3 separate regions of the Homo sapiens genome follow, and regions 2 and 3 are each linked to region 1. Evidence: chromatin contacts called from ENCODE Hi-C data. All regions are on one chromosome and are shown on one strand. The core of a region is the stretch at or near the end of the contact, and the rest is flanking DNA. Distances in the headings are between cores, read along the strand shown. Region 1 holds the start of CEP350 (centrosomal protein 350). Region 2 has its middle 32 kb from the start of ZNF648. Region 3 holds the start of RNASEL (ribonuclease L).

What was found. A loop is a pair of places that touch in the nucleus more often than their neighbours do. Pooled maps may share reads with other maps.
Region 2: a loop to region 1 is called in a map of naive thymus-derived CD4-positive, alpha-beta T cell, with 13 times the contacts of the local background. The contact joins the enhancer-like site here to the promoter of CEP350 in region 1. A Hi-C loop is called at or near these places in 1 of 168 maps with a recorded cell type or tissue (naive thymus-derived CD4-positive, alpha-beta T cell), 1 of 37 single-sample maps with no recorded cell type and 8 of 50 pooled maps.
Region 3: a pooled map shows a loop between it and region 1 (10-fold over the local background). The contact joins the promoter of RNASEL here to the promoter of CEP350 in region 1. A Hi-C loop is called at or near these places in 5 of 50 pooled maps.

Annotation. Positions count from the first base shown.
Region 1 is chr1:179,953,362-179,956,107 of GRCh38, forward strand. It overlaps CEP350 (centrosomal protein 350), which reads left to right and starts at 1,449. Exons shown (of 38, transcript NM_014810.5): 1 at 1,449-1,781. RefSeq lists an enhancer at 1,145-1,646 and a silencer at 1,434-1,883.
Region 2 is chr1:182,028,449-182,031,148 of GRCh38, forward strand. No RefSeq gene overlaps it. Among named protein-coding and RNA genes, the nearest start is that of ZNF648, 32 kb to the right of the region's middle. RefSeq lists a silencer at 1,280-1,669. Within about 2 kb of position 1,288, at least 30 of the 41 ENCODE cell types and tissues checked have a DNase peak (open chromatin) inside an H3K27ac peak, as active enhancers do.
Region 3 is chr1:182,587,942-182,590,676 of GRCh38, forward strand. It overlaps RNASEL (ribonuclease L), which reads right to left and starts at 1,315. Exons shown (of 7, transcript NM_021133.4): 1 at 1,226-1,315. RefSeq lists an enhancer at 1,031-1,190.

The DNA of each region.
Region 1 (2,746 bases), core at 199-2,698:
CTCGCAGGTTCAAGCGATACTCCTGCCTCCGCCTCCCGAGTAGCTGGGATTACAGGCACCCGCCACCACGCCCGGCTAATTTTTGTATTTTTAGTAGAGACGGGGTTTCACCATCTTGGCCAGGCTGGTCTTGTACTCCTGACCTCGTGATCCACCCGCCTCGGCCCCGCAAAGTGCTGAGATTACAGGCGTGAGCCACTGTGACCGGCCAGTACGTGTTTCTTCGTTTTAAAAAAGTGAGTATATTTAATAAGGTGGTTGTTTACATTCAGTAAAATAGCGCATGAAAAGCATCTAACACAGGGCTTTAAACAGCAAGACTGGGCAAAACCTAAATAACATTTTCCTTATGTTGTCTTTTTTGCTACCACTTGCACCATACGATTACCCACATTTCCTGTCCCCTCCAGTGCAGCTTCCTGGAGACACTTCACACGTATGCAGGACTTCTGTACATCCTACTCAGGCACAGCTGTAGGCCCTACAAAGAGGGACCATTTACTGCCTCCTGCTGTCATTGATATTCGACAAACATTTATTGAGCACCTACAATGTCCTAGTTACTGTGCTAGGCCATTTTGGGGTATAGAGAGATAAAACAGATCTTAAAGTCTTCACGACACTTAAAGATGAGAAACAGTCTCTGGGTAAATAACTATCGGAGTTCAGAAGGTGGACAGAAGTGGTGGGCGGCGAGTCTGTGTGCAGTGAGCACCTAGCGGAAGATGGCATTATTTGCAGAAGAGAGGTCCTTTAAGCCAAGTCTTGATAGATGATTTCACCACGCGGAGATTGGGAAACGAGGACAAAGATATGAGAAGATATGTTGGCCACAGAGAGCCTCTCAAAGCACTGTTAAAGCAAAGCCAATACTTAATGGGAGGAAACTCCGTTTTACTTGCGTGGAGTCTTAAGTCATTAGATGCATGCTAAACAGAACTGTAACCCTCGCGAATAAAACGGCCACAGTGACAGCAGTGGGTAACGGCAGAGCTGCAACTACTCTGACAGGGGTGACGACTTATTTGGACGACAGTTGGTGAAACATTGTAAACTCTCAGAAGCTGCCGTTTCCAGACTTTGAGTTCATTCTTGTCGAATCCCCAGCTTGTTTTCTCAGCCCGGGGTGAAATGCGCAGCCAAAAGGCCCAATGAGCGTCAAAGCGAAAGGGCAGGGGTGGTCTCTTCTGCGGATATACCTTGGCTCCTCCCAAGTCCTACGAGTTTAAACTTCGACGCACCAAACATGGCTTCTTCGCGGTTCTGCTCCTTGTTTTATTTCGCTCCCACCTTTCGGCCACACTCAACATGGCCCTAACCGAAGGTTGGCATGCCTGTGGCACTGTCTCGGGACAGTTCTCGCGAGGTTTGCCTGGGCCCGACTGCTCCCGCCCTGCCTCGCGCCGCCGCCACAGCCGCTGCCGCTGGCGCCGCTCCTCCTCCGTGTCAGTTGTTGGGCTGTAATGGCGACTGGGCCGCCCCTGACGAAGTGACTCCCGGGCCGGGGAGCGGGGCCAGACCTGCGCCAGAGAGAACTGCAGGGAGCCGCAGCTCGGGGGGTGGCTTGCCCTGAGGGAGGGGAGGCAGCCTTTCCGCCTTGTCTTCCTTCCCAGCGGACCGGCGGATCCCCGGAGCCGGTGCGAGGAGGGCACCCGGTGCGTCCCCGGAGCGGGGAGGCCAGGCCGGGCAGCCCTGGGGCCGGTCGGGGCGGCGTCACTGCACCCTCCGCCAGGCTCCGCGGGATGCACCGTGGTAGCCGAGGGCGGAGGCGACACTCTCAGGTGAGCTCCTGTAGGACCTGGCTGGGACCGCGGAGTCTCGCTCAGCCTCAACTGTCTCTGTCCGCGGTCCCGGGTCCCCGGTGGCGGCAAGAGAGGCGGGGCCGGGCGCGGAGAGTCTTGGCCCTGCTTGGCGTCCCCCTCGGGGAACCTCCCTGGGTTCTGAGGCTTTTCGGGGACCTAGGTTTCGGGTCCCACCAGTGCCTGCTGAAGACGGAATTTCCTTCCTTACGTGCCAGTGTCCTCCCGCCTCCTCCACCCCTCCTCTAGCCTGCAGAGGTAAGATACCTCTAGCCTTTGCTGCCCGGAGAAGTGTCCCTTCTTCATCTGGCGATCAGGCGTATTTGGGGAGATTCCGGGGACTGGCTCCAGTGGCAGGGATGATCAGTTTCTGTTCCTTTTCAGTGGGGATCACATTCTCAAGTATAGGGAAAACTTTGATCTACTCTAGTCTAGCGGCTGCTGAAGGTAGTTTATTCACAGATAATTTGGGGAAAGATTTAAAAGGCTTTATGTTTTGGAAGTTGTCAGTATTTTCCTCTGCCTTTTAAATGCAGCTCAACATGCTAAGTAATATTTAGCTAATGTCACAAGATATGAATTGGAATTTGCCTGGATTTTAAATATTCAGATAGAAAGTTGCACATAGGCATAGATTTTAATGTTTTAATGCAGTAGCAAATCCTTCATATGGGAAAAAACAGGTTGTCAGAAATAGTGATCAATATCCATGTACTCCACCTGATTGTTTTGTTTTGATGGTGATCCTTGTTTTGAATTTGGGGAAGTCGTTATTGTTGCCATGTTAACGATACCTCCTGCCCTGTATTTGAAGAGTTTTAAAAGAAAGACTATCTTTGGCAGAGCTAGTAACAATCTGAAAAGTTCTGTAGAAACAATGATAAAATACTAAAAGTTGCCCTCCATTCTGAAAATTTCTTCGTTTAATATATTGTTTTTAAACAAGG
Region 2 (2,700 bases), core at 38-2,537, 2.1 Mb after region 1:
ATGGTAGGTTTGTTTACACCAGCATCACAACAAACATGTGAGTAATACATTGCGGTACAGTGTTACAATGGCTTTGTCGCTAGGTGATAAGAATTTTTCAGCTCCATTATAATCTTATGGGACTAATGTCATATATGTAGTCCATCGATGATCAAAATGTCATTATGGGGCACATGACTATAAATGTACCTCTTGAGGACTGGCCTTTCTGACAGCTTTTTTTTTTAGTTTTGAGGATCAAACCCTTGGGGCCATTGATTCATTGGATCATTCAGCAAATGATCAAATGGGTAATTTGCGGTACAATCTAAGCAAAGGAAAACCTGAAGATGTCCATTTCTTCAAGGAAGCTCTAATCTGGAACAGCAATAAATTCTCTACGCAAAAGAGAAACACTCAAGGCAGTAAGGTAACAGCTCTGAAAGTGCTAAAAATATGGAGGGGAGCGAGCGATAACTTGTATGGTCACCATTGACCTTGCTGATGCAGAAATAAATCATCTTTACTCTTCATTCTCTTGAATTCTCACCTACCCTGCCACCTCATCCAAAATTTGTTAATTCTATGTGCAAAACATCTTTCAAATCCACCCCTCTCTCTTCATCCTCACTGCCCCCATCCTAGTCCACATCAATGCCAGTCTTCTGATTTTCCTGTCCCTAGTCTGATCTTCTCCCAATGCACTCTGCAGAGTGACCTTTATGAAATGTAGATCTGATTATGCCACGTTCCCACTTTAAAAGCCTCTAGAGGTGTGAACCTCTAGAGTCTTCTAGAATCTGACTTCCATTCTCTGTCCAGCTTTATTTCTTGCTGGACTACTCTATGCTCCAGCCATATTGGTCAAAAATTGTTTTAGTTTCTGGAACCTATGGTGATCCTCTCACCGAGGCCTGCTATTTTCTCTTACTGGAACTCTGTCCCCTCCCCTGGGCACCCTCCCGCCTCTGGCCTAGCGAATTCCTTCCATCTTCCGGTCTCAGTTCCTCCAAGAAACCTTCTCACCTAACCCGTCCGGTCAGGGTACTTTCCTTACCTAACACCCACTCCCTCGTTTACTTCTCTTTGGCTGGACTGAAGTTGGGCAGGGCAGGGGCTAGTCTGCCTTCTTCTGGGCCCAACCCTCCCGGCCGGCACCACAGGCATTACAGGTACTCTGTGCACTCAGGCTGCGCAGACCCGCAGCTTCCTATCCTGTAGCTCACTTTCCTCTGAGGCGGGCTGGAGGCGGAGCTTGTCCGCTGGGGGTGGGGCTCAAAGCTGGGGCGGGGATACGGAGCAAAACTTAAGAGGAAGATGAGAAGCCTGGTTGGCCAGGAGGCTTATCTGTCAGGACAGGGGGCGGGGCCTGGGGGGCCGTACCTTTGCTTACCGCGAGTGGGCGGGGCAGGTTTTACCGCCGCGGCCCATCAGCGAAGATCGCTGAGCGGCGCCCGCCTTGCGGGCCTCCAGGACCCGGCCGCCGCCATCCGGTGGGAAGCCGGGTGGCCTGCGGGTGAGGGGGGCGAGGCGGACGGAGGGCACCACACCCCCCGGGGGGCGGGGCGGGCGGAGAGCACCCTACATCCGGGAGCCGGGGCGGCGCCTGGAGAGCGGAGCAGGCAGCGCTTTCTGCCCGCTGAGTGGGTCAGGCGCCGCCCCCTTGTGGTCTCGGCCTGCGGGCAGCCCTTTGGAGCGCGCGGGAACCGGACGCCCGCCCGAGGAGAGAGGATCCAGGAGACCACTCCGGGCGGGATCCGCGGAGCCTGGGGCCGGGCGGTTGGCCCACATTATAAGAGGGCCTGCGTTGCTTCTACCTCAAAGGCTTTAGGGTGTTTGTTAATTCCCCGCCCCCCAACCTGATGATGCTCCAGGTATTTACAGGCAGGTGCCCCATAGGCTGTTTACTGGGAAGCAGAATTGGTGGACTCCGTTCGGGGATATGAGGAAAGATCCATAAGCAGAGAGAATAAAGCCTTTGCACTTACATTTTACTTCTCTTATCCCTCACCTCTACCACCTTTCCCCTTGACCCCCAATGGGCTGCAGGTCACATCATCTTGTCCTTGATATATTCAGAAAATAGAAGCCCCTCAAACAACTTAGAAGCAGTCCCCGCATGTCACCAAATAATAGACCACAGCTGGCATGTGAATGCTACCAGTTAGAGATGTGTAGTAGTTTGTAATTTCCTCATGAATAGTTCAAACTAGAGATTTCTAAATTATTACTAAATTTTAGTATTAATCTAAATATTGTTAATAGATTTTTGTATTATTACTAAATGCATAATCTTTGGAGCAGAAGTTGTGGGAAAAGAAGATTTGGACAAATACCTGACAAGTTACCCGGTATTTTACTTTCTTTGAAGCAATTAAAGAGGTCTGTGTCTTGTCTTGAATAATTAATTTACTTAGGTTGCTGTTTAAAATGCTTTTAAATTTTCAAAACACATCTGTGAGGAGAGGTCTCCACATCTTCAGTTGAAAACTGGAAGAAGCAAAAGGAATAGAGTGTTTATCTTTGAAAAAAGCACACCTAACTAAAATAATAATAAAAAATATGCAGGTGGATAGAAACTCAACAGCTTTCTTCATAGGGTTTGAAACCATAACTGAAGGAAAGGCTATCTGCCATCTCCACTTTGTCTGCTTCTTCAGTCATCTCTCATTATTCAACTTACCTTCTAGTCAGGTCAAATTACAGTTTCTCCAGACTCAT
Region 3 (2,735 bases), core at 65-2,564, 2.6 Mb after region 1:
ATTTCAGCATAGCATTCGATAAATACATGAGACATTTAACACTTTATTATAAAATAAGCTTTGAGCTAGATGATTTTGCCCAACTGTAGCCTAATGTAAGTGTTCTGAGCACATTTAAGGTAAGCTAGGATAAGCTATGACGTTCAGTAGATTAGGTGTATTAAATGTGCTTTTGACCTACAATATTTTCAATTTAGGATGGGTTTATCTGTATGTAACCCCATCATAAGTCAAGGAGTATCTGCAGTAGTGAAAAGAGCTTGTACTCTGACCTTAGGGAGATCTAAGTTTGAGCTTGTGGCTGTGTAATTTTTTACTATTACTTCCTGTAACCTTGGATTGTTGAATCTCAATTTTCTATTTCCTGAAATGGAGACAAAAATAAATACAGTCATGTGTGTAAAGTACATTAAAGTATGGAGTGTTGCAAATATTAGCCACTCAATGAATGTTAGAGCTAATTATATCCCGTTATGAAAAAATAAATTGCTTAGTGAATTCTATTCTCCCTACACATGTGCATATAGCTACTACACGAATAGGCAACTGGCAGCTATCAATTTCGTCCAACTGTCAATCAGATCTGAGAATTACAGATCCAGTTCAATCATCAGACAGCCCGAAACTGTTACCTGAATATTTAAATAACTGCATCTGCTATAGAATTCACGAAGCAACCCTTTTTCAGCAATCTCACCACTCTGACAGTTTCAAAGCCTCAGAGGTTAATTGATTAGCCTCTTAGAAGTTTAATTAATTGTGCAACACATACACGATCACCAGGCAATGAAATCTTTGAACCAAAGTGTTTGTGTAGACCGTCCCCATTACAATCAGATGTGAGGTGGGCTGGTATAAACAAAGGAGCCGGGAAGGAGAGGAAATATCAAGGAAGCCCTGAGTGACGCATCAGAGTAGAGAAGAGACGAGCCTGCGGAAGTACTCCAACAGACAATCCTGCTTTCAATTTCACTTTCTCTGTGCGACCTGAGTAAGTCGCAAAGAGATGCCTGAGAAACTGAGGACATGGATAAATGACGTGTGGACTCTGACAGAACTCTGGAAGGGCACTGGAGGAAGATCCTTCCGGGCAGCCAAGGGCTGGGAGCTCCCCTCCCACTTCCCAAGTCCTCCAGCCCCTGGCCTCTCCAGTCTCCAAAGCCCAAGAATTCTTCAGGATCGACTTATCGAGGTTTTCTAGCTTTCCTCCTTCTGCCTGCCTTACCTGCTCAACTCAGACGTCTCAATTATTCCTTTGGCAGCCGCAAAGCCTGGAAGACTGCTTGCAGCCCGAGCAGTTTCCTCCTGCTGCGTCACTGAGTCAGCAGGGCGGAGCCAAGAAAGGAGTGAGGAGTGTGGGAGGGAAAGCAGCCACAGGCTCACTCTGGCACCAGGAGCAAAGCTTCTACTTGCACACCTTCTGGAGGAAAGCAATAGCCACTTTCTGTCTGCTGATGAGGAATGTGATGCCCGGGGTCATGTCACTCACCTCTCAGTCTTGCAGCCTTTCAGGTGGCAGCAGCCAACTGCATCCATCACTCTTGCATCCTTTCTTTGTCATTGCAAATTCTGGTCTTCTTGGAAGAAAGGAATGGAAAGTAAACACATATTGAGCACCTATTGTGTTCCAGACACAATGCTTTACATGCAGCATGGTCCCAGTTAACCCCTGACAATCTTGTTGATTATGAAACGCAGGCTCATAGAAGCTAAGTAAGCCCAAAGCCCAAGCCCTGTCACCTTTCTCAGCTCACTCAACTCACAGCTCTGAGGCAGTGCGGCCTTCTCAGAAGGGTACCGGACTGGCAGTCTGGAGACCTGATCCTACAGCCAGCTCTGTGGCTGCTTAGCTGAGTGACCTCAGGCATGTGATTTAACCATGTAGGGCCTCAGTTCTCTCCTATAACTTGGTTTTGAAGGTTCCTTTCTGCTCTACAAGTTCTGTTCTTGACTATCTTCCTAGCAATGAGCTGTGTACTGTGTACTTAGTGCTGTAGTGGAAAGTATTTCCATCCCCAAAGAATACCCAGTCTTGCTGGGGAGACAAAGCCCTGGGACTTGTGAACAACAAGTAGTGCATGGTCACTTGACGACCACCTGTGTCACACCATCCAGACCCGGGGCCTCTACCACCCCTTATACACCAGGGATTCCCAGGCCTCGCTCTCTAACCCCAGCCTCTCTGCTGAGCTTTAGACCTACAAATCTTGAATATGTGTCAAATGGAAATACTCATCTTTTCCTAAATCTGCCCCTCCTCCCACTTATTCCATCTCCACAGATGGCACCATCACCCGGAGGCCACCCCTCATCCTCATCCCAACACCAAGTCTCTTGCTTTCATCTACAAAGGGATGACCATTCGAGTCCTTGTCATCATTTATAGCAAGAAATTGATGACTTGCTTCCTAGCCCTTCATCCATTGTTCCACCCTGCATCATTGACCCACCATCATTTTCAGGACAAAGTTCAAAAATCCTTAACCCATTATTCATTTAATTAATACTTGTTGGACAGGCGTGGTGGCTCACACCTGTAATCCCAGCACTTTGGGAGGCCAAGGCAGGCAGATCACCTGAGTTCAGGAGTTCAAGACCAGCCTGGCCAACATGGTGAAACCGCGTCTCTACTAAAAATACAAAAAGTAGCCAGGTGTGGTGTTGTGCACCTGTAATCCCAGCTACTCGGGAGGCTGAGGCAGGAGAATTGCTCGAACCCGGGAGGTGGAGGTTGA